Regions from separate parts of the Homo sapiens genome. Here region 1 is linked to region 2. The links are chromatin loops, found by intact Hi-C in ENCODE. Cell type or tissue: heart left ventricle. All regions are shown on one strand. Each heading gives the region's core, and the rest is flanking DNA. Links, peaks and the distances in the headings are about the cores only.

Region 1 (15,896 bases), core at 3,482-11,481, 87 kb before region 2:
TTATGAGATTTATGCTTGGGCCTTTTTTTTTTTCTCATCTTATGTCATTAGTGTTAGTGTATTTTATGTGTGGCCCGAGACAATTCTTCTTCCAATGTGGCCAAAGGAAGCCAAAAAGATTGGACACCCCTGCTCTATACATTACAGTGTATAATTTTATTTTATTTTATTTTATTTATTTATTTTTTTGAGATGAGTTTCACTCTTGTTGCCCAGGCTGGAGTGCAATGGTGCAATCTCAGCTCACTGCAACATCCGCCTCCTGGGGTCAAGCGATTCTCCTGCCTCAGCCTCCCGAGTAGCTGGGATTACAGGCATGTGCCACCATGCCCAACTAATTTTGTATTTTTAGTAGAGACAGGGTTTCTCCATGTTGGTCAGGCTGGTCTCGAACTCTCAACCTTAGGTGATCCGCCCGCCTTGGCCTCCCAAAGTGTTGGGATTACAAGTGTGAGCCACCGTGCCTGGCCTACAGTGTATAATTTTTACAGCACTAAAGACTCTTAACATTTTTATAATTTTAAAGAAGGGTCACTGAAGACACAATGCTGCTTGGAGCGTTTTTATCCCTTATTCATTTAAGAACACTTTTTCAAATTGTATGTTTCTGAGTCATTTTTTTAAAATGATATGTTTGTTTACCTACATTAAATTAGATGATGCTGTGATACCACTCTTTCCCAAATAAATGTGTTTCCTTTAGAGATAACTAGTTCAGCCCATCCCCGGGTTCAATGAGTCACTAAGAGGACTCATAGGACTCAGCCTACTATCATGTAACACTAATGGCTATGATTTATTTCAGCAAAAAGATAACAAGCAGAATCAGCAAAGAGAAAAGGCATCTGGGGTGAAGTCTGGGGAAAACCAGGCACAAGCTTCTAAGGCTCCTCTGTCAGTAAAATCACAAAGGATAAATTAACCCCCCAGCAGCAAGTTCTGTATGTGAAAACAGGTGTGAAATGTTGCCAACCAAGGGAGCTCATTAGAGACTCGGTGCCCCACGTTTTTACTGGAGCCTGGTCATGTAGGCAGCCCCAACCTGGCACATATGGAAATACTGGCTTCCCAGAAGAAAGCAGGTGTTCAGCACAAACCACATTGTTTGCACAAACAGTCTGGCACAATGAACCACTCTTATCAGTTAATGGTGGGAACCCTTGCAAAATCTCAGTTCTCTCCCACATACCAGCCAAGGGCCAACCTTGCAAGCCTGCCTTTTCACAGGCAGTAGTTCGGGCCTGTTATGTTAATTATTTTCTGCACAATATCATCAACAGAGTGTCAATAATCATGATAGTGACATTTACAAGTTTGATGGGGTTCTTTTTGCCCCCAAAGCTGATGTCTAGTCCCTTTCTTTATCATGAAATTAACATTTATGGAGCCCTTATCACATGCCAGGCACATGGTTTAAATCTTTTAATATTTACAGTAAATGGGTCCTGTTTTTGTCACAGTTGTACAGATGAGAACATTTAGATCATATCATTTAGAACATATCATTAGACTTGCCCAAAGTCTCACAACTAATATTTGTAGTGCTGGGATTGGACCAGGAGGGCCTAACTCTGGAATAGGCACTGGGGAAGTTCTCAACAGTTTCACCACACACCTTCCCTTTCTTTTCTTTCGTTTCTTTTTTCTTTTTTTAATATGGTCATCAAAAATAATTACACATTCACACACACACACACACACACACACACACGCACACACCTATATCTCCCCATACTGTATGGACAGAACACAAATACAACCAGGTATATAACCTGGTGCAGACTGGCCTTCCAATATGTGTTGAGATGAATGAATAATGAAGCACAACATCTGAATGTCTAGCATTTAAGTACCGCATCCTTAAAATATCAACATCATGTCAACTCCTGAAACTCAGTAGAAGGACCCTAATGAAAGAAAACCTAGACAAGCCTCACCAATAAGTGCTTTAGTTACCTGTCCATTTGGACCTGTTTTTTGTTTTGTTTTGTTTTGTTTTGTTTTTTATCTTTTGAAGTTGAGAAGATTGAATGTCACATTTGAAATAATGCACATATTCATCACCAACAAGTTTTTTGAGTCCTTAAAATGTGCAGTGCACAGAATTACTGCCCTTTTTTCAGAGATGTGTCATCAGCAGCTCTGCTGGAACTACCCTAGAAAATTTGGCCACGGTTCTTGCTCTTGCTGTGTCTGGTCAAACCAGCAGGTTTGATCTGGGACTATAACTTCAATATGTGCCACCTGTGTTTCCATCAGAATGGAAGGGATTATAGCCCTCATCAAGTTGGACTAAGTGGTCTTCCCTGAATGGATTATCCAAGACAGCGCTCAATGAAAGAAACCACTGCTAGCTCTCTGCACATAAAATAAAATTTTTTTAAACTTCAAAAAAATTAAAATAAAAGCCAAGAGCCATAAACAATTGAAAGCATCTGATGCCTGCCTGGTGTTCCCGGTTCCTGCTGGAGCTCAGCTTCAGCCCAGGTGAGACCAGACGCTGTTGTCATACAACAGGCTTAGCCAAACATGTGGATTTGATTTGTCAGAAAGTTAAATTGGGGACTCTAGTGCCTTTTGAAAGACGTAATCTGCTCCAGAGACCTTGCAAAGGGCATGGCTGACCTTGCATCTGTTGTGAAACTGGTAATACCCTCAAGGCAGGGAGGAAAGCAAGTTTTGACAGAGCAGAATTGAGAAGCATGAAGCTGCCAGGAAAGCAGAGGCAGCATAAAGTAAGATGATAATGATAACTGATTTCTTCTTTGCAATTGATTCTTTCAGGATGCTATCCCAAGGTAATAATAAGACCTAATGTATACGATGCTTTACTGGTTTTTTTCAAAGGGCTGTCACATGTATGATCTCACATCCTCTTCACAGCAGCCTGGAAAGGAGGCCAGATCTGCATTATTACGCCCATTTTGCAGATGTGACATAGGCATAAGGATAATGTGACTTTTCCAATATCTTGGAACTAGTGACTTGTCTTTTAATCTTGGTCAGTGCTGCTCAGTCTTCAATGTCCAGACAAACCACTTCAGGATCAGCAGGTTCAGTAGGCCTGGGGTGGGCTCAAGAGTCTTCATTTCTAACAAGCTCCCAGCTCATACAATAAGAAATCAGAATGCAGAATGCATTACTTTTAAATTGGTTATTTGTTCTTATTCTGAAATAAAGCCTTCATTCACAAAAAGCATAAAATTGCACAGATGCTTAAAAATATTATTATAGTCCATATACCGTATGACCTACTACCTGGGTAAGAATTTGAACATGACCTGAAGGCTTCTCCCTCATGGCACCTCACCCCCATTAGCCCTCTCTCTCCTCCCAGGAGAAAACACTGTCTTGGCTTTTGTAATAATTATTTTCTAGCTTTTCTCTAGGAAATGGATGTTTTGAAGAGTTTTTTTGTTGTCGTTTCCCTGGTCCCTGATACTTTGAAATCACCAGTATTTCACACATGATAAAGGTACACAGGCCAAAGAAGTAGATCTTATCTTTTGAAATCTTTAGTAGGAAAATCCCCTAGAGGAGTCCAACTGGGGCTTGCTCTGCAAAAGTGTTCATAAAGAGACGGTATCACCTGCACAAAATACTAACTTTAGGACTGGGGTGTCGTGGGAAAAAAATGGACCCTGGCTCCTTGCTACTATATCAAGTCAATATTTAACAAATCAGTTAGAGACATTCAGAGTCTAATTCTGATGGCGGGACAGATAAGAAATGTCAGTATCCAGAGGAGATAATGAAACAGATGAGGAGGACTTTGCTAAATGTTCCATCTGCCTTAGGTAGTCTCGCTTACAGTGTTTCCTATTCCTTTCATTTGACGAAATCATCAAGCCTAATTTTCAAGAAAACAAAATTTCCTAAAACAACTGCCTGTAAATATTATCTTTCCTTTGTTCAGCCCCCAGGCTGATTAAAAGTTGGACTGGCAGCACATTCAAAGGGGCAAGAACATAAGAGCTGCCAGTGGTTGTATTTAGTACCAGGTGTCTAGGAAGTCTTGATGTAACAAACAGAAGGATGGAAATTTCTCAGATAGCTTCTGACTAGGCCTGGGAACTTAACAGAGAAGAAGGCCAAAAAAGGCTCCTGCTTCTCTAGAAACTGACCCTCCCTCAGGCAGTCTCTACTATGTGTGTATCAGTTAACTATTGCTGTGTAACAAATCATCCCAAAATGTAGTAGTTTAAAACAACCACCACCATTTCTCATGATTCCTTGGTTTGGCTGGGAGATTATGGTGCTGGTCTTCCCTGGACATACTTTGGCTGAGGGCCAGCTGGGCTAGAAGGACTAACATGGTTTCATGCACAGAGCTGACAGTTGGTGCTGGCTGTTGTCTTGGATACCTCAGATTTCCTCTTTTTTTTTTTTTTTTTTTTTTTTTTTTTGAGATGGAATCTCGCTGTATCGCCCAGAATGAAGTGCAGTGGTGCAATCTCGGCTCACTGCAAGCTCCGCCTCCTGGGTTCACACCATTCTCCTGCCTCAGCCTCCCAAGTAGCTGGGACTACAGGCGCCTGCCACCAAGCCCGACTAATCTTTTGTATTTTTAATAGAGACAGGGTTTCACCATGTTAGCCAGGATGGTCTTGATCTCCTGACCTTGAGATCTGTGCACCTTGACCTCCCAAAGTGCTGGGATTATAGGCGTGAGCCACCACGCCTGGCCGGATTTCCTCATTCTTAAATGTTAGACCCAGGGATGCTAAATATTCAAGATTTTAATGAGCCTCGGTTATTAAACCACTGGTAGCTTGAAATCAGCCATGGTGGGAATACTTTTACCACAAAAACATAAGCAAATGCTGTAAATCAAGTCTCTTTCTGTGGAATGCTGGTTTACCGGAACACTACTGCCTACATCTGTGTGTGCCTTGTAGAGCCCTTGCACCACGTGGCTGCTCAGTATGTCTGTTAAATTGAATCCTCAGTTAAGAGACAGAGAGTTGTAAACAATGCTGCAGTCTTAGTGTCAAAAAATATCCAAAAACTTATAAAATTAGGGAACTAGATCCAAGATAGCTGAGTTTCTTTTGGGGATATGCAGTGATCACCACACACACACACACACACACACACACACACACACACACACACACTGTCTCTCTCTCTCTCCCCCACTCTCTCTCTTTCTTTCTCCCTACATATTGTAAACAGCATCAGCAGCTCTGTTCATTTAAACTGTTAACAGTTTTTGGATGGGGAGTTTCTGACTCTGGCATAAGTGTGTAATTATACACTTATATCCTGAAATATAAATGTAATCATCTAGTTTCCCACAGGACAGGAGTCCATAAAGCTACACTGATGTGTCTGAGAGAGATATGAAGGTGAAGAAGAGATAGGACAGTCAAGAGGCATGCCTCGCCGTGTATCTTTATTTCTGTCCTCACTGTGTTGTCTGTGTTCTGGCATATTTTGACTTGCGCCTTTCTATGGCTGCCTCTGCACATATCTCCGTCTCTTCTGCTGTTGACTAGAGTGGGTAGTTTGTCTAGTTTTCTCTGAATTTGTTTGGGTCCCCCTCAGATCTCTATCCTGGTGAAAGAGGAGTATGCATAGCAAGTTTGGTTAGTTGCCTTTTCTGCATAGATTGCTATGTTTCTTGGCTAAGCATTCCCCCGGGCCTTGGAAAGCACTGACCCCTGCATTTCCAGGACTTGTTTGCATCCGGAAAATGACTAATTAGGTCCTTGGGACTTCCTTACATTCCTATCCCAGGTATCTTCTTTGCTTCTTCCACTGCCTTTTTTTTTTCTTTTTCCTTTTTTGACTGGCCAGAGAAAAGTAAAGAACAAAAGTAAAGCTCATAAACATAGACTATCCACTTTTACTTGTGTTGCAAAACAGTCTCCTGTGCTGCTGGCTTTCCTTCCTTTGCCCAGTCTTAAATGTTAGCGCTCCCCAAGGTTTTGTCTTTTGACCTTTGACTTCTGCCTCCTCTCACTTACTGGGTGGTCCTGGGTGATTTAATCCACTCCCTATTACTGAAACTGATGGCCCAAGCCAGACAGCCCCAGAGCCATGTATTCACTTACCTACTGGACATCTCTAATGGAATATCCCATATGTTCTCAATGCTTACATTCTGATCGACGCTTATTGCCTATTTCCTTAAACCTCAGCTTACAGGAGACATTCTAGACATCTTCTCCCTCATCTTCAGACCCATCCTATTGAGTCTACCTGTTTCAGTTATCCATTGCTGTATAAAAAACTACCCTAGGCCAGGCGCGGTGGCTCACACCTGTAATCCCAACACTTTGGGAGGCCAAGGTGGGTGGATCATTTGAGGTCAGGAGTTCAAAACCAGCCTGGCCAACATGGTGAAACCACATCTCTACTAAAAATATGAAAAGTAGCTGGGCGGTAGTGGCACACACCTGTAATCCCAACTACTCAGGAGGCTGAGGCAGGAAATTCGCTTGAGCCTGGGAGGCGAAGGTTGTAGTGAGCCAAGATCATGCCACTGCACGCTAGTCTGGGCAACAGAGTGAGACCCTGTCTCAAATAAATAAATAAATAAATACAAATACAAATAAAAAACTACCCTAAAACTTAGTGGCTTAGAACGATTTATTATTTCTCATGATGCCATGGGTTGCCTGGGTATTCCTCTGTTGGTTTCCCCTGGGCTCCTTCATGTGTCTGCGTAAGTTAGTGACAGCTGGGCTGGAAGGCTTAAGAGGGCCTCCCTCACACGTCTGACAGTTGACGTTGGGGAATGGTTGCTGGCTAGAGAGCCTCAGTTCTTCTCCATGTGGCCTCTCATCTTCCACTAGGCCAGACTGCCTTCCTTGCATTGGAGTCTCAGGGCAGCTTTCCAAATGAACAAAGGCAGAAGCTGCCAGGCCTGTTAGGCCTAAGCTTCAGGACGCTTAGGTCATGTCTGCTGCATTGTATTTGTCAAAACAAGTCACAAGTCCAGCCCAGATCCAAGAGGGTGGAAAAACGAACTCCACTCCTCCAAGGGAGAAGCAGCAAGGTCACACTGCAAAGGAGCATACAAACTGGGATGGGAGGAATTTATGAGCATAAAACAAACTAGCACACTAACATATGAAGGCCTGTGGAATTTGTTCTCTGTCAAGGTCTGTCCCAATCTGACCTGTGTTTTAGGATGATAACTCTGGTGATTTGTGGATATGAGTTAAAAAGGTCAGAGATTAGAAATAGGAAGCCCAGCAGGGAGTACATTTCAGTAGGCTAGGCAAGAAGGAAGAGGGCATTGTTCATAGGCTAGGGATGGGGAGTGCATATGGAGAAATGGACATGAGATATTTCTGAAGTAGAATTAGAGAGAGGCCAGTGTTTACTATATGCTCTGTACCAGCATAGGTGATATAGGGAGATGTGAGTAAGATATTAGTAAGAGCCAGCCAACAAATAGATACTCAAATATTTGGTTAATGAGGAACTTAAAATCTTTTTTGGAAAAAAGGAAAACCTAACAACAACAAAAAAAGATTCTAGTGAACTACACGTTTACTTCATCTGATTACAGAACCTCTCTTTCTCGTTTTTTTATTTTTTTGAGAAGCAGTCTTGCTTTGCTGCCCAGGCTGGAGTGCAGTGGCACGATCTCAGCTCACTGCAACCTCTGCCTCCTGGGTTCAAGTGATTCTTGTGCCTCAGCCTCCTGAGTAGCTGGGACTACAGGCATGCACAACCGTGCTTGGCTAATTTTTGTATTTTTAGTAGAGACAGGGTTTCAACATGTTGGCCAGGCTGGTCTCGAACTCCTGACCTCAAGTGATCTGCCCACCTTGGCCTCCCAAAGTGCTGGGATTATAGGAGTGAGCCACAGCACCCGGCCACTTTCCCTCTTCTGAACACACATTATACTTACCATCTGTCCTGTTCTCTGCACATGTAATAACATACTGCCTTCTACTGTTTTGTTTTGTTTTTTTGAGACAGAGTCTCTCTCTGTTGCTCAGGCTGGAGTGCAGTGGCGCAACCCTTGGCTCACTGTAGCCTCAACCTCCTGGCTCAGGCCATCCTCTTTTCTCAGCCACCTGAGTAGCTTGGGTTCCAGATGTGCTCCACCACACCTGGCTAATGTTTTGTAGAGACAGGGTCTCGCTTTGTTGCCCAGTCTTGTCTTGAACCCCTGAGCTCAAGCAATCCTCCCACCTTGGCCTCCTAAATTGCTGTGAGTAGAGACATGAGCCACTGTGCTGGCCTTCTATTATTATTTAACCTTTTTATTTTTGTTAACCTTATTTTTCTTGCTAGATTTTAGATCTGTGAAAGGTCTAATGATGTGAGGCCACTCAGGAAATGCACAGAATAAGCTCTGTGCCGTATTAGAAGGAAACAAATTGGATGGGGACTCTTGTCAGAGAAAACACCAAAGAGATTAGAGTTGCAGTGGAATAATTCTTAAAAACACACGTAAGACAGCAAGTGTTCACCAAGAAGACTGGTGGCTACCAAATGCTTGCTCCCTTTTCCGTAGCAGAAAGTTGTTGTTGGGAAGTGGCTCTGCAGTCAAGGGCCATCTTCCCCAGCCCCACCATTCCTCTCCATGGAGTCATGTGATTCATTCTCAGCAAAGGAAAGTGAGTGGGAATAGTGGAGGCCACATCTGGGCCACCATGGTTAAAACGCAGATTTGTCTTCTCTATTCTCACTTTCCTTTCTGCCAGCTGGACATAGAGGATGCAGAGGGCCTGGAGGATAATGGATCATGGGTGAAAGAAGTTTGGGTGTCTGAATTACTGCATGGTGGAAAAACTCCCCCCAACAGGGAACTCTGGCTTTGGGCTGCTCTTTGAGAGAGACATAAATTCATTGTGTTCAGCCACTGAAATGTGGGAGGATTATTTGTTACAGCAGTGTATTAGTCAGGGTTCTCCAGACAGATAGGACCAATTGGTTATGTATACGTATAGAAAGAGATTCGTTGAGATTTATTGTAAGGGATTGGCTCATACAATTATGAAGGCTGGCAAGTTCAAAATCTGCAAGGTAATTAGCCAGGCATAGTGGCATGTGCCTGTAGTCCCAGCTACTTGAGAGGCTGCGGCAGGAGGATCACTTGATCCCAGGAGGTCAAGGCAGCTGTGATCATGCCACTGGACTTCAGCCTGGATGACAGAGTGAGATTCTGTCTCAACAATCAAACAAACAAACAAAAATTTGCAAGGTAGGCCAGCAGGCTGAAGACCCAGGGAGGGCTGATATACAGTTCAAGTCCAAAGACCATGTGCTAGTAGAATTTCCTCTTGCTAGGGGAGGTGAGACCTTTGTTCTATTCACCCCTTCCACTGATTAGATGAGACCCACCCACACCATGGCAGGCAATCTACTTTACTCAAAGTTGACAGATTTAAATTCTAATCTAATTCAAAAGCACCATCACAAAAACATCCAGAATAATGTTTCACCACTATCTGGGCACCGTGGCCCAGCCAATTAACCACCCCAAGCAGCTAACACTTCCTTTATTTGCACCAAGATGTGTTGCGACTAGTAGCCAACTCATGCAGAAATGTCATATTTCTCACTCCTCTGTCTTCACTTAGAGGCTGTTCCTACCCTGGTAAAGAAAGGCACATTATTTTCAAGGTATAGTGAATACCTCAAACTTTCCACCACGATATAATGACTTGTTTGCAAAAGCCCTGGAGAACAGAGCATAATCATGACATTGCAATCCATTATGTCTGCATAGGAAAGGATATGGTCACCTGGGTTTTATTAAACAATTTCTGTCTCTGCCTAGAATCAGAATCAGGCACAGCGAAGATTACCACCAAGGAGCCTGCCCCACGTTTCCATTTTCAACAGAAATAAATGATGGGTTATTCTTGTAGTTGAGTGCCCTTTAGAGTGAGGTCGCCTGACTTCTGTTGTGTTCACTGTTGTGCCTCTCATGTCTTGATTCTTATGATGAAGTTTATAAGCAGGGTAGAACAACAGGACTGAAAAGAGGATAGATATAAACCAGTACCTTAGGGAACAACTAGTAAAATTAGCTTCCTTACCTTTGGCAGCAAAAATGGGCACTCAAAAGCTAAGCATCTCCCCTGCCCCTTGCCATGTTTTATAAGAAGTGGAGGGGAATTAGTATTATTTCTTGGCTCTAACAATAAAACTAAAAAGTTTACTACAACCAGCATTCTGATCAATGCCCTGTAATAATCTAGGTAACTTACTACCCTCTTTATGAAGCCTACCCTTACCACTCTAGAACTCTTTATTTCTTTTCTTTTCTTTTCTTTTTTGAGATGGAGTCTTGCTCTGTCACCCAGGCTAGAGTGCAATGGCACAATTTCAGCTCACTGCAACCTCCGCCTCCCAGGTTCAAGTGATTCTCCTGCCTCAGCCTCCTGAGTAGCTGGGATTACAGGCACCTGCTACCACGCCCGGCTAATTTTTGTATTTTTAGTACAGACAGGGTTTCACCATGTTGGTCAGGCTGGTCTCGAACTCCTGACCTCAGGTGATCCAGCCTCCTCAGTCCCCAAAGTGTTGGGATTACAGGCTTGAGCTACCATGCCCGGCCAGGACTCTATTTCACAGGCATTTATTCACAAATATCAGTTGAGCATCTACTATATAGTGCTATATAGCATTACATCAAGAATTGTAAAGAACTCGAAAAAGCACAAGTTGTGCTCTCATACATCTCAATAAACTCAAGATATAATATCCACGTACACTAACTTTGTGTGTGTGAGAGTGTGATGCTTAAAGGATAATGCTATTCTGCTTTTATTTATTTTTTTAATTTTTTGAGTCACTGTGTTGCCCAAGTTGGAGTGCAGTGGTGCAGTCACCACTCACTGCAGCCTGGACCTCCTGGGCTAGGTGATCCTCCTGCTTCTGCCTCCTGAGTAGCTGGGACCACAGGCACACACCACCACATCCAGCTAATTTTTTAAATTATTTGTATCCATGGTGTCTCTCTATGTTGTTCAGGCTGGTCTCAAACTCCTGGGCTCAAGCAATCCTCCCACCTCAGTGCTGGGATTACAGGTGTGAGCCACTGCACCTGCCCAAGTCCAGGAGGAACTTTAACCCTCTGTGTTCCTCTTGGACTTTCCTTGTCTAGGATATCTGAACACTGTCTATGGCCGGTAGAATGGGCTGGTTTTATAGATCCTCTACCTTGAAGGCCAATCTGCCTCTCTGATCTCTTTTTAAAAATCCCTTTTTCCTCTGAATTGTAATGGAATTACATAATCACTACTGAGGGGATCTGGGACAGGGACAAGAGGGGATAGGGAGATCTTCTCATTTGTGGGGGAGAGTGGGAGTGTCCGGCAGCCCAGGGGCCTGTGGGTCTGGTCTACTTCCTGAGAGTCCCTCCCTGATTCTAGAAGGAGGACAGGGCAGACATGGCATGAGGAGGAAGCCTGTTGACTTGTTGACTTGCAAAGAATCTTAGCAAGGTGCCAGAGTGAATGCACCCGGACACGGGGAAGCCCACCATGTGGACATAGCTTGGTTGCTGCATGTGTAACTAGAAAAAATACAGTTGTCTGTTGCCGGCTTCCTGCTTCTCCCTTTTTTCCCCATCACTTGTTCTTGAAGCTAGTGGGAGTTGGATTCTTCCTGTTTGACCGTGTTGGAGTGATATCCTAGCCTTCAGCTCTGTGGCCTGCAAGCCCCTCAGGCCTCTCTCATACCTTAAAGAGGAGAGATGGGGTCAGGAAGAGACTTCCTACTCTCACTATATAGTGCAGCTCTTGATTTATTTATCACATTGAAATGTTTGTTTGTTTGTTTGTTTATTTATTTCAGACAGAGTCTCACTCTGTCACCCAGGCTGAAGTGCAGTGGCGCCGTCTTGGCTCACTGCAACCTCCGCCTCCCGGGCTCAAGCAATTCTCCTGCCTCAGCCTCCAGAGTAACTGGGATCACAGGCCTGTGCCACCACGCCTGGCTAATTTTTCTTTTTTTTTTTTTTTTTTTTTTTTTTTTTTTTTTTTTTAGGGGAGACAGGATTTCACCATCTTGGCCATATGGTCTCAAACTCCTGGGCTCAAGCCATCTGCCTTCCTTGGCTTCACAAAGTGCTGGTTCACAGGAGTGAGCCACCACGCCTGGCCTGGATTGAAAACTTTAGACTGAGGTTTAGGTACTTTTGTTGGGTTCAACCTTCAGTAATTCCTCTAGGCTAGGGTTCAATCCCAGTAACCAAGCTCACCAGTCCTTGCTCCCAAATATAACTGCTACTTTTCTCTTTTTTTTTTCAAGCTGAACCTCAAAAAGTTAGCCTGGCGAGGGGAGGATGATGAGATTTCCCCTGTTGTCACATAAACAAGGAAGTAAAGGGGGCCCCTTGTGCTCTCAGAACTCCAAGCATGAAACGATGTGAGTCTAAGCATTTAAATCACTTATCTGGGATGAAGCATAAAAAGCTTGATTTTTTTTTTTTTAAACCAATTAGGTTTTAGCCTCCATGATACATTTTGGGGCCTGTGGTTATCACTGCAATTACACTTCAATTCATGCATTGGATACTTTGAAAAGGTTTAATAAACAATAAGAATATCAGCTGCCATTTATATTTATGCTTCTAGCACTGTCCCAGGGGCTTTAATATGGTACCTATAACCCTTCCAATTATTCTCATTTTAGAGTAGAGATAACTAAGACACAGGGAGGTGAAAAAAATAAGCAAACAAAAAAACCTGCCCAAGGACACACGACAGGTCAGAGGTTAAAAAAAAAAAATTAGCTGGGCGTGGTGGCGCACGCCTGTGATCTCAGCTACTCTAGAGGCTAAGGCAGGGTTCACACTCCCGGCTCTTGGTTTACCGAAGTTCTCATTTATTCCACTATCTCATAAGAAAAATGAAGCAAATCAAGTCACACTTTAAATCGACTGAGGAGATTTTGCTGTAGAAAGGAATCTGGTAAATCCCTTCATCAAGTAAATAATCCTTTGTGTGTAAATCTGGACTTATATAAAGTATATGTTTTTTGGCATGGTTAAGGTGAGCTACCATGTTCCTTTCCGGAAAGTAAAGATGATTTAAGGAATATGAAGGAGGCCTTTGTTCATTCCTTTGATGGATATTTATTCAGTGCTCCTCTGTGGGAATGCTAAGATGAGAAAAGCAGACGGTCCCTGTCTTCAGGGAGCATATCATTTTTCACTACCCCTTGTTATTGGGTTGCTAAAAAAGAGAATGTCTATTTTATTTGTGGAAGTAAGTCAGTAGTTTAAAAAACTTTTATTTTCTTTTCTGCTTATCGCAGTAATACATCTCATTAAAAAGTGTAAAAAAACCAAACATTATAAGAATGTATAATACAAAAAGTTAGTTTTCAGTATTGCCAGCCCCAAAGAAACAACCACGGTTATAGATGAAAATTTTAACCCTTAAAACTCTTTCTCCAGAGGAGAAACAGAGAATACCATCTAGTAATTTCCCTATCCTGGCTCCTGCAGTACCTTCAGGACTTGGAGATTTTTTTTTTTTTTTTTTTTTTTTTTTTTTACTGGGCGGCTCCTGACCTTGGGGAAAACAGAAACACAGCTGAAAGTAAATATGGAACAAAACTCTGGCCATGGGGCCTGAGAAAGGCTTTTTTCCACTGCCTTTTAAATGTATTTTCATGAAAAGACACCAAAGACATTTAAAGTTAGGATTGTTCTAGAAAATCCAGGATAGATAGCCACCAGATGTCTATGGGGAATCAGGGCACACCACAGTAAACACTCAATAGATATTTGCTGGAGGGAGGAATGAAGACTGTACTTATATTTAGAAAATTAAAACAACCCTGAAGTACATGCTGGATTTTACAGGTTTTCGATTTATCTCCTCCTCTTTTTTTTTTTTTTTCCCCATGCAGAGCAAAGGGAAAAACAGCTAAGTGTTTCCTGGCTGAATTTTATTTTGCTTTCAGTTTCTGCCATTTCAGTTCCTGTTATCGTGCTTTGAGGTGCACTGAACTGCAGCAAACCCAGGGGATCCAAGGCTACGTTGAAAAGCCTTTGACCACAGTGCAGGGAGCAGAAGACATTAATGACGTGATGTCGACACAGCCCGCACTCAGGATCCTCCAGGAAAAGAACACAGAGATAACCCCGGATCGATGGTACTTTTTGAAAATGCTTTATTGCAAAAGAGTGGCTAGGGTTTTACAAGGGCTATGAAGAAACATATTAAGGTTAATAAAGCTTTTTATTGAGTGTTTACTGAGTGTTACTATGTGCTTTACATCTATTAACTCATTTCATCTTCAAAACAACCCTATAAAGATGTTACAACTATAATCCTAACCTTACAAATGAAACAACTGAGGCACAGTGAAGTGCAGTGGCCTGCCCAGGTAAAAAGCAAGACAGAATTTGAACCCAGGCAGCCTGACCCCAGGGTCCAGGTATTAAACCATTCTGCTATAGTGCCTCTAAGATAACAGAGAAACTTGATGAATTACTGGGTTACTGAATTTTAGTTTACATAGGTTGTTTTTTTCCCCTTAAGAGTAGAACAAAACATACCTGAAGTATGGAAAATAACATTTATTTTATTTTATTTATTTATTTGAGATGGAGTCTTGCTCTGTCACCAGGCTGGAGTGCAATGGTGCGATCTAGGCTCACTGAAACCTCCGCCTCCCAGGTTCAAGCAATTCTCCTGCCTCAGCCTCCCGAGTAGCTGTGATTACCGGCATGCGCCACCACGCCCAGCTAATTTTTGTATTTTTAGTAAAGACAGGGTTTCACCATGTTGGCCAAGCTGGTCTCGAACTCCTGACCTCAGGTGATCCACCTGCCTCGGCCTCCCAAAGTGCTGGGATTACAGGCGTGAGCCACTGCGCCCAGCCAAAAATAACATTTAGAAAAGTTTTTAGCCTTGGAGCCCTGGAGGCAGAGGCCGCAGTGAGCGGTGATTACGCCTAGGCACTCCAGCCTAGGTGACAGAGCAAGACTCTGTCTCATAACAAATGACTTCCGATGGGACAGCCCAATGGGAGCTATAGAAAACCAATGGGAAGTAAAATTGGATGACTTATGCCCTTGACTGCAGGAATGCAATCACCGTGGGTAATGGGAGGATAAATACGAGAATGGAGGCAGGGATTTAAGCCCTGCCATCCATGTTTACTAGCTGCAATTAACCCTGGGAGTTTCTTAGCCTCCAGAGTGGGCTTCCCTCTGAGTTGTGGGTTGGCCCCAAAGATGCCAAAATTTATTCCAGTTATAAGTTATATTTTAACCAAATTTCTGGTCTCCATTTTTCCTTGGAGAATCACACAAGAAAGGAAATAAGACTGAGTTTCCCCAAAAATAAAATTATGTCATTTTTCTTTTCTTTTGAATTCCATTGATAAGCTAAGTGTAGAAAATAGTCCACTGCTAGTGTCAAACTTGTAGATGAGAAGCACAGCACATCAAACAAAAACCTCAAGGTGTAAGAGTCTTTTTTTTTTTAATCAAAATTATGCAAATAACACATGAGGCTGGACGTGGTGGCTAACGCCTGTAATCCCAGCACTTTGGGAGGCTGAGGCCGGGCAGATCATGAGGTCGGGAGTTTGAGACCAGCCTGACCAACATGGTGAAACCCAGTCTCTACTAAAAATACAAAAATTAGCCAGGCGTGGTGGTGCACACCTGTAATCTCAACTACTTGAGAGGCTGAGGCAGGAGAATCACTTGAACCCAGGAGGTGGAGGTTGCAGTGAGCTGAGACCGTGCCATTGCACTCCAGCCTGGGCAACAGAGGGAGACTCCGTCTCAAAGAAAAAAGAAAAAAGAAAAAAATAACAGATAATAACCTGATCAGGGAGAAAATTCAAATGTATAGAAACCCATGTTCAAAAAAGTTAGAGTTCTTCATTTCCTTAATTTTATCTCCTCCACGGGGTAAGTATAAATTTAAGTGAAGAAAATGATTTTAATAAAG
Region 2 (15,896 bases), core at 3,954-11,953:
AACAGTATATGACAACTTGTAACTTTCAAAGTATGTTCCAGAATTACATCACTGTTAAAAACCACAAACATATCTGGCTTTAGATTTGTGAAAACTAAATAGGAGTTTATAGTGATTTAGATGGAAATAATTCCACCAAAGAATCCAGATGGCATCATAAACCACAACAGAGGAGATCAAGTGGTTGATGAAGTCATTCTTTGCTGTTACCACACACTGAAACATACAATACCTTTATTATTTAGTGAATGCCACACGACTGAAAAGTCCTGGAAACAAGACAAAGTTAAAATGGTAAAATTTCATTCAACCAAAAATGGTTTCAGCTTTCTTTCATAACTATTTAAAAATAATGCAATGTATATTTTTAAATGTATGTTGGATGGTTCAACTAATCATTATGAAATCAAGATGACCATAATTTACCACAAAATTTTTTTTTATATGTCCTTCAAGTACTTGGTAGATACTTTATGGTGCTGATGAAATGCCATGAAGTGTCATATAAGTGAGGGTGCTGTGGGCCCCTGATATAGTTTGGTTGTGTCCCCACCCAAGTCTCATCTTGAATTGTAGTTCCCATAACCCCCATGGGAAGGACCAAGTGGAGATAATTGAATCATGGGGGCAGTTCCCCTGTGATAGTGCGTTAGTTCTCATGAGTTCTGATGGTTTTATAAGGGGCTTCCCCCTTTGCTGGGCACTTATTCTCCCTCCTGTCACCCTGTGAAGAGGTGCCTTCCACCATGATTCCAAGTTTCCTGAGGCCTCCCCAGCCATGTGGAACTGTGAGTCAATTAAACCTCTTTTTTTTTTTTTTTTTTTTTTTTTGAGATGGAGTCTCACTCTGTTGCCCAGGTTGGGGTGCAGTGGTGCGATCTCGGCTCACTGCAACCTCCACAACCCAAATTCAAGCAATTCTCCAGCCTCAGCCTCTCAAGTAGTTGGGATTACAGGTATGCGCCACCATACCCGGCTAATTTTTGTAGTTTTAGTAGAGACGGGGTTTCACCATGTTGGCCAGGATGGTCTCAAACTCCTGATTTCAGGTGATCCGCCCACCTCGACCTCCCAAAGTGCTGGGATTAAGGGCGTGAGCCACCGCGCCTGGCCCAAGCTTCTTTTCTTTATAAATTACCCAGTCTCGGGCAGTTCTTTATAGCAGCATGAGAACAGACTAATACAGTCCCATGATGGGTCCTGCTGATAACCACTTACTTTGCATGAATCAAGCTCTCTGGACCTCAGTGTCCCACTGTGAAGCAAGGAGGGCTAGCTGAGATCAGGGATCCTTAACTAGCCACCATGATCCCACAGCTGGCTCAAGACTGGCTTGTCAAAGAGAAATGAGGCTGCACTCCAGCTCTGCCCCAGGGCCTGAAACCACCCCTCACTTTACCTCCAGAAGCTTCTCCTTGCCTGGTGGTCTGAGACTTCAGGGAAAAACAAAGTAGTTTGTTTCTGAAAAAATTATGGGATTCTGGCTCAAAAGATTTTTAAAGCCTTTTATAAATGCACATTTATTCTCTCTCAGCCTTTATTGACTCCTTCTTTTGACAATATCGCAATTTTCCTTTGGGTAACTCATTCCTCTCATATTCTCAGCCGGACGGTTTGGTGGTATTTGCCTCCTGTCCCCTTCACCCCTAACCCTGCCTCTAAGAGTAGGCCTGGAATGGCTGAAGCAACATGGAGGAATCATTCCTGGCTACAATGATTAGCTGAAAGATGGGAGTATAACCCCACTGGAGTACCATGAGGCAGGAGATGTTTGCTGGGGCTCTCTCTCCCATATGCTGTAAGAGATCCTCTTCTTCCTCATGAAGAGGAAGAGACATGAGGCCAGGAGGTGCTACAGGTTTTTGTTACCCTAATGAGAGAGCTTGGAGCTGCTGGAGGCAGCACTGTGGGAAGCCCGGTGGAGCTGCCACTGCAGAAGACAGAGCAGAGAGACAACTCTTGCTATAGGGATATGCCTGGGCAACCGGACCAAGCCTCGCCAGAAATAAGACTGAATTTTTCCTGTTTTGTAAGTTGACAAATTCCCTTTATTGTTCAAGCCAATTTTAAGCGTAGGTTTATGTCACTTGAAGTTGAAGCACCCTTCCTTTGTCCTTAAAATGGTAAGAAAATTGCATTCCTTTTCTTAAAATAAAATATATATATTAAAATCATGTATGAAACAATTGTTTACGACATTGAATTTCAGAGCTGTACTCTCTAAGCATGGATTCATTCACTTGTTTCTTCATTAAACTTTCAACAAGCACCTGCCAGGTGACAGGAACTGGGCTAGGGAAACAGAGGTGAATAAGACATTCACAAGGAACTCACTGCAGTCTATCAGGACAGCACAGGAAAAGTGATAATTGCAGTCAAAGGGATAACTATAATATGAGACAATTATTAAATATAATGTTAGCACCAAGTAAGAAGTAATAAACTGGACCAGGTGCGGTGGTTCACACCTGTAATCCCAGCACTTTGGGAGGCCAAGATACGTGGATTGCCTGAAGGTCAAGAGTTTGAAACCTGCTTGGCCAACATGGTGAAACCCTGTCTCTACTAAAAATACAAAAAATTGGCCACGCGCGGTGGCTTACGCCTGTAATGCCTGTAATCCCAGCACTTTGGGAGGCCGAGGTGTTTGGATCACCTGAGGTCAGGAGTTTTGAGACCATCCTGGCCAACATAGTAAAACCTTGTCTCTACTAAAAATACAAAAATTAGCTGGGTATGGTAGCACGTGCCTGTAGTCCCAGCTACTTGGGAGGCTGAGGCAGGAGAATTGCTTAAACCCAGGAGGAGGAAGTTGCAGTGAGCCAAGATCGTGACACTGCACTCTAGTCTGGTGACAGAGTGAGACTCCATCTCAAAAACAACAAACAAACAAACAAACAAAAACCCCAAAAAACAAATTAGCCAGGTGTGGTCATGGGCACTTGTAATCCCAGCTACCTGGGAGGCTGAGGCAAAATAATTGTTTAAATCTGGGAGGTGGAGGTTGCAGTGAGCCAAGATTGCACCACTGCACTCCAGCCTGGGCAACAAGAACAAAACTTCACCTCAAAAAAAAAAAAAAACAAAGTGATAAACTATAAGGTTTTTTTTTTTTTTTTTTTTGAGACAGGGTCTCCCTCTCTTGCCCAGGCTGGAGAGCAGCGGCATGATCATGACTCACTGCATCCTTGACCTCCTGGGCTCAAGCGATTCTCCCACCTTGGCCTTCTGGGTAGCCAGGACTACAGGCATGCCCCATCACATCTTGCTGATTTTAAAAAAACTTTTTCTAAAGACGGGGTCTTCCTATGTTGCCCAGGCTGGTCTGGAATTCCTGGGTTCAAATGATCTTCCCACCTTGGCCTCCCAAATTGTTGGGATTACAGGCGTGAGCCACCACGCCCAGCCAATACATTATTCTTTGATAAGGTAAATCAGGCTTCATGAAGAGATTCCTGATCTAACTTGTGCAGGATATAAAATTTTCTAAGTATAATAGTGTGGGTGTGGTTGGTGAAGGGTCTTCTTGCCAGAGGAAGCAGCGTGTTCAGAGCTGAGAGACATGAAATAGCATGGAATATCTGGGGAACTGTATTTTGGTACGTAAGAAGCAACATAGGGAACAACAGAAAATGGAGTTGGAGCGGAATAATGGGAGCAGAAATGCATTCAAGAAATACCAGTCTAGTAATTATGAAGAGAATGGACAGAAGGGGAGAGGGCACGACCAGAGAAGGGCAATCATTGGGGAGATCACTGAAATACATCAGAAGAATGATGCTGAAGGCCTGACGGCCAGCAGCAGCACTAAGGTAGAGGAATGGAGATGACAAGCAGTGAGAAGGGAGATTTAGGACGCTGGAGAGTTTGGGATAACTCTCAGGTTTTTACCTAGGGTGAACGGTACTGTCATGACCTGGGGAGCAAATAGCAAGAGCGGAAACAGGCTGACAGCACATCATGATTCACTGTGGTCTTGTTTGGAGCATAATTTTGAGTTGGTAAAATACTCTTTAAGTATAAAATATATCAATATTAGAAAACATACACAGGTATTTTAGGTTGAAATGGGACAGACAGGAGTTTGTACTATAACTGAAGCAATGGGTAGACCTAGCAGGCAAGTGGACGGAGGAAGACAACTGGGAATCTAGGAAGATAATATTCAGGAATCTGGATGCTGGACTGATGCTGACAGGCCCTGGAGAAACACAGCCTGGAGCAGAAGCCTCGCTTGACGTTGACAAGTCAGACTTGAAAGCCAGGTGTGAGATCTCTGCCGGGTGCAGTGACTCACGCCTGTAATCTCAACACTTTGGGAGGCCGAGGTGGGCGGATCACTTGACCTCAGGAGTTCAAGACCAGGCTGGGCAACACGGCAAAACCCTATCTCTACAAAAAATACAATATTAGCCAGGTGTGGTGGCTCGCACCTGTGGTCCCAACTACTGGGGAGGTTGAGGTGGGTGGATAGCTTAAGCCTGGGAGGAAGAGGTTGTAGTGAGCCAAGATTGAACCACTGCACTCCAGCCTGGGTGACAGAGTGAGACCCTGTCTCAAAATAAATAAATAAATAAATAAATAAATAAATAAATAAGATTCCTAATCTCAGCCAGGCCTCCTTATTTCACAGTAGAAGACTAAGGCCCAGAGGGGTTGATTCACACAAGGTGACAGAGCTGGTTATTAGCAGGACCCACAGCTCCCTTACTCATATGTTGCTTCATGACATTTCATAAGCACCATAAAGTGAGCATCTACCAGGTATTTGAAGGACAAGGGAGTATCCCTCGGCACCCATTGTTTCCCTTTTACTTCCTTGCCATGCTCACCTGCTTGGTCAAACCTGACTAAAACTGTAAGTACATCTCTAGTCACAGCCTGGCCACATGCAGAGCTTAGAATTATGCTGTCCGTGGTGTGACTGCAACTACCAGAATTATTTCCTTGGGCCTAAAGGCTGGAAGGATCTAACAGCCTCCATTTGTACAAAAGGAAGGACGTAGGGAATTCCAAAACAGGCCATGTCCTGATTTTATAACAGCACAAAATAAATTGTATGTTTGTACTCAAAGGTATAGATTTTTTTTTTAATTGTGCTATTTATGTTTTTAAAACCAAACATTGGTGATTAGAATGCCATAAATTTGCTTTGAAATGGAGAAACAACAGTACTATATTATAAAATGTTACTGCTCTTCATGTTGTAAGAATCCCATACAATACAAATTTAACTGGCACTGGGAAATTGGTTAAATTACCACAAGGTTGAAATAACGGCACTATGTTATTCACAGCTATTTTAATTTCATCTGTTCAGAACATGATTTAAAGAAAGTTTAACCTGACTGGCTTTAGGTCTAGAGATAGAGGAAGGAATAATTGAGATTTGGGGAGGAATTTAAGAGATTAAGCTGTTTAAAATACTTTAAAAGCATGTATATATCTACCTGATATACTATTTCAAAAATAAGAATCTATTCACTGAAATGGCCACATCAGAATCTCTATTTGCAGTAAATTACAAATATTTTCTTATTCAAATATTTTGCTCATTTAGACCGGCCTCCTTTCAAATTAGAGATTTTTTTTTACCTTTACCTATAATTCAGTAAGTTAAGGTCCATATGAATGAGGAAAAGTGCACATATACATTATACACACTCAAAACCATAACTATGTTAAGCCACCAGTTGTAATATACATTACAGTTGACAAACTTAAATAAAACCCCACAGTTTAAACTATACAGTTACAAACATTTCTTTCAGAACTGATTGGGAGGCCAAGGCAGAAGGAGACTAGCGTAGGCAACACAGCAAGACCCCATCTTTACAAAAACAAAAATTAAAAAATTAGCTGGGTGTGATGGGCCTTACCTGTAGTTCCAGTTACTTGGGAGGCTGAGGCAGGACTGCTTGAGCCCAGGAATTCAAAGATGCAGTGAGCTATGATTGCACCACTGCACCCCAGCCTGGGCAGACAGTGAGACCCCGTCTCTTTAAAAAAAAAAAAAAAGAAAGAAAGAAAAAAAAAGAAAGGGAAAAAAGAACTGCTTAGGAACTGTGGAAAGTAACAACAAATACACTCAATGTAGACATCTCAGCAAGCTGTACACAGTCTCAGTCCACTGTGCGAAGTTAGCACCCCACCTTGTGGAAAACAGTAGGTGGTGTTCAGTGGAAGAATGTCATGTTAATTTTAGAAGAGCTGGTTGATAAATCCTGCAACCACCAAACTGCCACTGATTCTTATATAAACAGAAAATGCAAAACCAAAAAAAGAATGCAAACCAAAAGAATCCCTATTTATTACACTAGCAGCAAAACTTTTGTACTTCCAAAATAAAAGGATATGAGCCTCAAAATATTGGTGCTTGTGGTATGTGTTTGGATTATTTCTGTAGAAAATATTTATTTAGATATTTATAAAAAAATAAATATTTCATATTAGTAGGTTTTTACTCCCACTGGGGCTTGTATCTCTTCTTAGTTTTGTTTCTAAAAAATAGCTGTTTTCTAATTGTAACTTTAGAAAATACAGAAAAATATTCAAAGACAAAACCAAAAATCAACCAATATCTCCCTACTCTTTTGAAGAAGCCCCCACCCCAACACTCTATCTCACAGAGATCTCTCCCTCCTCTGCATTCAAAGCACTCATTGTCCTTTGCTTATCTTTGATTTAAACATACACACACACACACACACACACATACACACAGTTTGAAAGTTCTTCTGGTCTTCTCAGTTTCGTCAGACTCTTCGCGTTATTTATCATTCCTGTTACTTTCTTGGCACCATGTCTTCTGGAGTTCTCTGTCACTTTGCTCTGTTCCCAACTGTTTGTTCTCTAGGACCACCTATGAAGTCTTCACACTGGAACTCCCTTCACTGCTGTCCTGAGAATTCCCTTCCCTTCTCTCCTGGACTGAGGCCCAGATCCCTGGAACTGAGTCTCCCTTTTGGGTGCCCCTTGTTTTGGTGGGGCACACCCTCTGTGGGAGGGTACATGAGGAATCCATTTGAGACACTGCTCCACTGTACTTCTGAAACCTCAAATGTGATTCCTTTTCTTGTTCTTTCTGGAAGTTTTTAGTATCTTCTCTTCATCGTTAGTTCTGAAACTGTACATGACGTGTCTTGTGACTACACTTTCACTGGACTCAGGATAGTCCTTTTATTTTAAAAGTCGGGTCCTTCTGTTTTGGAAATTTCCCTGGGTCATAATTTTGTTTCATTTTGAACTTTTCCCATTTCCTTGTTCCTTCTGAATAATGGACTTGCAACATCCAGTTTGGTTGTCTAATTTTCTTGCCTTTCTCTACTGTTTTTTACGTTTTCCTTATGCTTTTAATCTTTTTCTTGAGTTCTTCAATGTGATCTTCCAATCTTTCATTGAATTTTTATTGCTGAAATCAAAATTTTAATAGCCAAGGGGTTTTTTTTGTTCTTAGTTTTTTAAAAAATAGGTCTCATTCTTGTTTTAATGAAATAATGCCCTCTCATTTCTTCGAACATAATTGTTTTCGTTTAAACTCCCCACTGCCACTGAAATGCCCTTTTCTCTAGTTCCTTTCGTTAGTTTTCTCTTTAGAGGCTTTCCTCAAATGTCTGATATTCTGTAGATGTTGATTCAACTACTGATTCTCAAGGGCGATGGGAGGGGAGGCCCCCCATACACACGTTATAAGGTCTGGAGACATTTTGGGTTGCCATAACTGGTGGTGGGGGTTGGGGGAGCACTCTTGGCATCTGGTGGATAAAGGCCAGGGATGCTGCTAACATCCTGTAACACACAGGACATTCCCCTACAATGAAGATTTGTCTGTCCCAAAATGTCAATAGTGACGAGGATGAGAAGCCCTACTTCACATTAAAGAATGAGGCATTAAAAGGCCGACTGCAGGCTCTATGTTCAGCTCTCTACCGCCTCTACTGAGAACTAGTGCAGGTCAGCGGCTAAATGATCAGCAGTGCACTGCCACCTGGTGGCAGGATGAGGGAGTGACATTGCAGAGGAAAGAAAATATAAGTCCTTCAACACTTGGAGGGGCCCGCCTGGTCCATTTCTGAAGCTTCAAGGACCTTTTAGGGGAAGGAGAGGAAAGAGGAAGGTAGAGAGGAGAAGGAAAAGAAGTAGAAGGAAAGGAGAAGGAGCGAGGAGGGGGAGAGAGGAGAGAGAAAGAGAGGGTTGAAGAGAGAGGAGAGGAAGAAGAGAGAGAAGGAGGGGAGAGGGAGAAGGGAATGAGGGAGGAAGGGAGACAGGGAAGGAGGGAGAGAGAGTGCACAAGTGTGTAGAGTTTAGGAAACGGTTTTGAATCTGTGCAAAGTGGTTCTGGGAAGTCCCTCTAAATCCCAGGGAGTTTCCAGGTTCCTCTAGGCAACACTTTAAAGACCCTTGGAGATCGGGATGCTCCCCTTTCAGACATCCCAGGGTTGGTGATGGCAATCCCATTCTTACAATTGCTCAGAACAGCTTTGTAGTCATGTTTGATTCCTCTGTTTTCTGCCATGAAATTCTGTTAACTCCACTTTCAAAAACATCCAGAATCCAACTATTTTCCCTTACTCCTGGCCCTCCTGATGCAAGCCACATTATCTCTTGCTGGGATTTCTGCAACAACCTCCTAACTGATTTCCTTGGTTTTGCTTTTGGTGTATTTGTAACACAGCCACACGAGTGACCTGTGTAAAACAGTATGATTGTGTCACTCCTCCAAGCAAAACTTTCCAACAGGTCTCTATTTTCCTCAGATTAAGAGAGGAAGTTTTTAAAAGGGCTTACAAGGTCCTAAATTATCTGGTCTTTGCCCACTCCTCCCATCTCCTCTTCAGTGTCTCTCCTTCCACTCACTCTCCTCCAGGGACCAGGATTACCTGCTATTGCACCAACATCCAGGAATATTCCTCTCTATGGCTTTTCCAGAGACTTTTCCCTCTGCTTGAAACACTCTTCTCTCAGGAGTCCCCATCGCCTTCAAGGTCCTAAGAGCAATCACAACTTTTCCACCCCATCAAAATTCCCAGTTCCCCATCCCTGTGCAATCTGCCCCCACAGCACTGATCACCTTCTAACAGACTTTACTATTTTCTTCTTCACTATGTCTGGTATTACTGTCTTCTCATCCAGGTCAAGTGGAGTGAGCTCCATGATGGCAGACATTTTTTTGTGTTTTTTGTTCACTTGTGTATCCCAACTATCTATAATATTGCCTGGCAAATGGAAAGCAAATATTTATTGCTGAATAAACAAAGTATTTTTTTTTTAAAAAAAGCATTAGGATTCTGACACCTACTGCATTATAAATTTGGGAAAACTGAAAATCTTTGTTAAGTTTTTAAACATCAGGAACATGCTTCTGTATTTATTTTTACCATATTTAATGTCTCAATAAGATTTCACTATTGGGCCCATATTGATCATTTCCTTTTATTCAAGCTCCTTTCCCAGTGTTTAATATTTTAGGTCTCTTTCTTCATTATTTTTCTAACAGTTAAAGCTAGCATATAAGGAAGTGATTGAGTTTTGCATATTTGGCTTGAATCTGATACTTTTCTGAACTTGTATTACTTGATAGTCTTTTGTTGATTTTGTTTCTAGATATAATTATTTATAGCATATATTACTTTATTTCTTCTTTTTCAATGTTTATACCTCTTATTTCGACTTAGGTGGAGGGCCAAAACAAAACACAGTATGACTAATGGCAGATACTCTTCTTTTGGTTCTGATTTTAGAGAGAAAGAATGTAATGGACATTGGCTTTTGGCTCCAAGTATACTTTTTCATTTTAAGGAAACCATTGACAATGTTGGAATAATAGGTTATTTGTGCAAAGCAGTGTTTTAGGAAGCTAAATGTGGACAGCCAGGGATATCAATGTGATTTAAAGAAGACTAGAGTCCAAATCAGTAGTATGTGTAGAGTTTGCATATACATTGCAAATGTACTGCAATGTATACATTGTATTAGTATACTAATTGTATAGTATTAGCATACTGTATTAGTATATTAATAGAATTAGTATAATAGTATACTAACAGAATGGTATACTAATAGAATTAGCATACTATATACTAATAGAATTAGCATACTATATACTAATAGAATTAGCATACTATATACTAATAGAATTAGCATACTATATACTAATAGAATGGCATACTAATAGAATTAGTATACTAATAGAATGGCATACTAATAGAATTAATATACTAATAGAATGGCATACTAATAGAATTAGTATACTAATAGAATGGCATAGTAATAGAATTAATATACTAATAGAATGGTATACTAATAATTAGTATACTAATAGAATAGTATACTAATAATTAGTATACTAATAGAATAGTATACTAATAGAATTAGTATTATATTATTATACTAATTAGTATTATATTATTATACTAATTCTATTAGTATATACTCAGTATACTCAGTATTGCTGGCTTGAGTAAATTATTGAAAAATATGAATAGAGGGCATAGTGGCCACAACAAAAATAGTTTGGAATATCTATTACACTGGTTTCTACACCATATATTTATACTCCTAACTTCTAGGTGTACTTCAGAATAGGAATTCAATCAACAATCTAGCACAGGAGTCTCCAACCATCAGGCTGTGAATCAGTAGCAGTCTGTGGCCTGTTAGGAACCGGGCTGCACGGCAGCAGGTGAGTGGCAGGTGAGCCAGCATTACCACCTGAGCTCTGCCTCCTATCAGATCAGCAGCAGCATCAGATTCTCTTAGAAGTGCGAACCCTATTGTGAACTGTGCATGCAAGGGATCTAGGCTGTGCACTCCTTAAGAGAATCTAACTAACGCCTGATGATCTGAGGTGAAACAGTTTCATCCTGAAACCATCCTCCACCATCTGTGGAAAAACCGTCTTCCATGAACCTGGTCCCTGGTGCCAAAAAGGTTGAGGACTGCTGATCTAGCAGAATGCTAGAGTGGGCAAGGGTTGACAAGCCCTTTAATGTCAGCAAGTTATTTAATTTGGGCTTCTTTATTTCCCATATTTATTGCAGTAAAATTGGAAAGTTATAAAAGTGCTTGCAGAATGTGTATAAAATGTACTTTTTAAAATAACTTACAGAATAAAATAATACTACAGCATTTAGTGAAAAACTGAAAATGATAGGAAATGGTATAACAATACTATAGTTTACAATCATTTTAAAGTAAAAAGCAGTCTAGGCGCAGTGGCTTACGCCTGTAATCTCAACACTTTGGGAGGCTGAGGTGGGTGGATAGCTTGAGCCCAGAAGTTCGAGACCAGCCTGGGCAACCTGAGATTGCTGCACTGCACTCCAGCCTGGGCGACAGAGTGAAACCCTGTCTCACAAAAAAACATAACATAACATAACATAACATAACATAACATAACATAACATAACATAACATAACATAACGACATGCCTGTATGAACCAACATGGAAAGTTATCAAGGTACAGAATTAAATTTTTTTTAAAAGTTGCAGACAATATATAGGATGTGATTTATAAACTAGCCATAACCTGCTCCTTCCAAAAAACACCCAACACTGTCTCTAGGGTTATATGTATGTGTGTATATATAATTCATACTTTGTTATATGTATACATGTAACAGAAGGGGAAAAAAAGCACTGGCAGGATATAACTCAAACTGGTACAGTGGTTACTTCTAGAGAGTGGAACTGGGATAGTGACAGGAAACTTTCACTGTTTACTTTGTATATTTATTTATTTTTTTTTAGATGGAGTTTCGCTCTTGTCACCCAGGTTGGAGTGCAGTGGCGTGATCTCGGCTCACTGCAACCTCTGCCTCCTGGTTCAAGTGATTCTCCTGGCCTCAGCCTCCCAAGTAACTGGGATTACAGGCGCCCACCACCACGCCCAGCTAATTTTTGTATTTTTGGTAGACACGGGGTTTCACCATGTTGGCCAGGCTGGTTTTGAACTCCTGACCTCAGCTGATCTGCCCGCCTTGGCCTCCCAAAGTGCTGGGATTACAGGTGTGAGCCACAGTGCCTGGCCTGTTTTTTTGCATATTTCTGTATTGTCCAAAGTTTTAAAATTAAGAAACCAACAGGCCAGGCATGGTGAGTCACGCCTGTAATCCCAGAGCTTCGGGAAGCTCAGGTAGGAGAATTGCTTGAGACCAGGAGTTCAAGACCAGCCTGGGCAACATAGCAAGACCCCATCTCTACAAAAAATAAAAAAGCCAGGTGTGGTGGTGCATTCCTATAGTTCTAGCTACTTGGGAAGCTGAGGCAGGAGAATCACTTGAGCCCAGGAGTTCGAGGTTGCAGTGAGCTATGATCATACCACTATATTCCTGCCTGGGCAACACAGCAAGATCCTGACTCTTTAAGAGAAAACATAAACAATAAATAAAATTTGGAATGAACAGAAAAGAGCAAAGCAACAGAAAAATAACCACTCATAGTCCTGCCACAGTTAATTATGGGGCATATTCAATAAAGATTTGCTGAAATTTCCACTAAACACAGTGTCTTGTATAGAATCAGCACTCATTTTGTATTTTTTGATTGAATTAGCAAATAAATAATGTTTATTGGGAAAACATAAGCCTACTTACAGAGTAGTGGGAAATCTAATTAAGTGGCCTGAAAGTTGGCTCTGACTTTTAACCCTTCAAATCAGTTTTCAGCAACTTCTATTGTTGTTTTATATATGAAAAACTCTATATTTTTTTAAATGCAGGTTAAAAAATGTTTTATTCATATGTCACCGAGCTTTTTTCTTCAGTAATGTGAAAAGGGGCCAACTCATGCTGTAACAGAAGTTACAAGGAGTAATAGTTGGTTGCCAAGGGAGGCAGTTAAGAAACAAGGCTCAGATTCAGAAGCAAATAAAAGAATGAACCAAAATCCACACTGCAATGCCCTGAGCCTCATTTCCTTCCACGCCTTGGAGGGGTGGATGTCCCTGCTGAAACATGGCCTATTGCTCTCCAGGAAGAACGTTCTGATTTGAGTTTTCATTTACCTTCATAGGGCTCTGGTAATTGGCTCTATTTGGAAAGGTTACTCTCCAATTTTTGCTGGAAGGTATTACTTTACTACTCTTTACTTTAGAACTAATCCCAGTGGAAATTACTTTTTCTTTGGTAGGCTTTTCAAGGTATTTTTTTTTCATATAAGTAATTTCACAGTCAAATATCCTTTTTTTTTTTCTTAGCTCTCCACTCTTTGCCTTTCTAATTTCAGTTGTTAGTCAAGGAAGCCTGTTTCTTATTAAAAAGCTACTTAAACTACTCAGAGAAAGACAGGCTGAAGAGTAGAGTTAAAAAGTTATTAAACCAGGAGTATTATTTGCCTTTACTCTTGTGTAATTATAAATAAGGTGAATTAGGCACCTAAAATATTATACACCATTAAAATATACACTGATTCAGAAGAATCAGAAGAAATTTGAATGAAGAATTTGTGCAAGAAATGCAGGCCACCTCTAACATTCAATTAATAAAATTATACTAGTTTAAAATTTAGCTTAAAATCTGCTGTATATTAATATCTAGCATAAATAGGTAAATACCAACATTAATTTTTTTCTTGCATGAGGGCTATGAAAGGTTATAATTACAAAAAGATAAATAAATAAACATTTAAAAAATATGGGGGCAAGCACAGTGGCTCACACCTGTAATCCCAGCACGTTGGGAGGTGAAAATGGGCAGATTGCTTGAGTTCAGGAGTTCGCGACCAGTCTGGGCCACATGGCAAAACCCCGTCTCTACCAAAAATACAAGAAATTAGCCTGGTGTGAGTGGTGTGCACCTGTAGTCCCAGCTACTCAGGAGACTGAGGTGGGAGAATTGCTTGAGCTTAGGAGCCAGAGGTTGCAGTGAGTCGAGATCGCACCACTGCACTCCAATCTGGGTGACAGAGTGAGACCCTGCCTCAAAAAAAAATTATTAAAAAATAAAAAATAAGGGCCAGGCAAAAAATAAGGGCAAGGTAAAAAATACAGGCTCATGCCTGTAATTCCAGCACTTTTGGGAAGCTGAAGCAGGCAGATCATTTGAGCTCAAGAGTTTGAGACCAGCCTGGGCAACATAATGAGACCCTGTTACTACAAAATATCAAAAATTAGCCCAGTGTGGTGGTGCACGTCTATAGTCCCAGCTACTTGGGGGGCTGAGACAGGAGGATCACTTGAACCCAGGAGGTGGAGGCTGCAGTGAGCCATGATTGAGCCACTGCACTCCAGCCTGGGTGACAAAGAGAGATCCCGTCCCAAAAAAATAAAATAAAATAAAAATAAAATTTTTTTCTACAAACTAGCAAAAACATTTAGAAATTTATTGGATAATTCCATATCAGAATAAGTTATTAACCAAATGACAGAAATTTCCTGTTACTTATATAACTATAAGTGATTAACATTTCTAATTTGTATCTTCTGATTTCTGGGAAGCTCTCTGTGTTTTTGGAGGAGCAAGCCTGTGTTGAAAATGTGGATTTTGGCTTCTCACCAGAACCAAGTGTGAATCGATGCCCTTTTATTCCTGAAGCGTTCCGAGCGATATGGATGAGATCTTCTGCCAAAGCACAAAGTGCAGTTACTATTAATGCTTTAAAATGATCCAGATTTTCTGGTTCACTTAAGAAGTCCGAAAAAAATTAAATTATAGAGAGATAGTTCAAGGCCTGTAACCACAGGAGTGTTTTCTATAGCCAGGAAATTGCAACTTACACAATTATAGTGCATTATTTAAAAAGTGAGGAAAATTGGGGGAGAGAGGGGTGCTATTTACACAAATGGTGCAGAATAGGCATCCACACCAAGAGTACCTCAAAACTCTGACTTTCATTAGAAAATGAATTTGACTTTGGTTCTGATAGAATAGCAATATAAACTAGCTTTATAACCCTCCTTCTATAAACAGTTTTAAATGCTGTCAGAAATATAACAAAAATACAATTTAATCTGAACCAGGAAGAAGGAAACGGAAGTCCCTAATTGCCACAAACAAGAAGAAAATGAAAAGGGAACAGGCAGCCTGTGACATGAAGGTTTGAGGAGGATGACATAATTATTCCAGACACCTAAGGGCTGGGATTTCAGGGCCTCTAAAGGATGGGGAGGAGAAAAGCCTACAAAAAACAAATTGATAGCTGATATTTCCAAGACAATAACAGCTCCCCTATATCTGAAATTTATTAATAGAAGGCCCTAAGGCCCAGTTGTTAGTCTTCTTCTATTTTCTATCAATCAATCCCTGGGTAATTTTTTTTTTTTTTTTTTTTGGAGACGGGGTCTCACTGTGTCACCCAGGCTGAAGTGCAGTGGTGTGATCTCCACTTCCTGCAACCTCCGCCTCCTGGGTTCAAGCAATTCTCCTGCCTCAGCCTCCTTAGTAGTTGAGATTACAGGCATCAGCCACTGTGCCTGGCCTACTCCCTGGGTAATCTTATCTAGTTTCTTGTTTTACCTACCATCACCTATACACAGAAGACTCCAAAATCTATATTATAGACCAGACTTCCCTTCTGAACCTCAGACTCATAGATCCCATTGTATTATCTACATCTTCTCTCGTATGTTTACAGATAACCCACAATTACCCCTCCTGATGACCCCTCTAACCTTCTCTGTGTTAAGTGGCAACTCCATTCTTCCAGTGGCTCAGGCCAAAAACCTGGGTGCCATCTTCCACTCCTCCTCATTCTCTCACACCCTACATCTTATCTGCCAGTAAATCCTATCAGCTCTGACTTCAAAATATATTGAGAATCTGACTTCCTTCTCCCGCATCCACTCCCAGTCTAAGCCATGCTGATCTCTCATTTGGAGCACTGCAATAGCCTCTAAACCCCTCTCCCTGCTTTTGCCCTTCTCCCCTTCAGTTTAGTCAGCGACTAAAGTGATTCTGT

What was found. Peaks named below come from ENCODE experiments on the same cell type or tissue, not always from the same donor. Only the 100,000 strongest peaks of a DNase experiment are listed, where the experiment ranks them.
Region 1: it touches region 2 in a loop (2.2-fold over the local background); 6 of 110 quality-filtered maps call a loop at or near these places.

Annotation. Positions count from the first base shown.
Region 1 is chr1:94,949,089-94,964,984 of GRCh38, forward strand. CNN3-DT (CNN3 divergent transcript) reads left to right here. Exons shown (of 3, transcript NR_168377.1): 3 at 13,891-14,182. Among named protein-coding and RNA genes, the nearest start is that of CNN3, 30 kb to the left of the region's middle. In heart left ventricle, for the core only: no CTCF peak of the experiment used is centred there; no DNase peak of the experiment used is centred there; H3K27ac peaks cover 3,244 bases.
Region 2 is chr1:95,035,614-95,051,509 of GRCh38, forward strand. All of the region lies in intron 2 of ALG14 (ALG14 UDP-N-acetylglucosaminyltransferase subunit), which reads right to left. Among named protein-coding and RNA genes, the nearest start is that of ALG14-AS1, 18 kb to the right of the region's middle. RefSeq lists enhancers at 7,555-8,163, 8,164-8,772. In heart left ventricle, for the core only: CTCF peaks have their summits at 6,165 and 7,979 (motif pointing left); a DNase peak (open chromatin) is centred at 8,008; H3K4me3 peaks cover 256 bases; H3K27ac peaks cover 1,338 bases.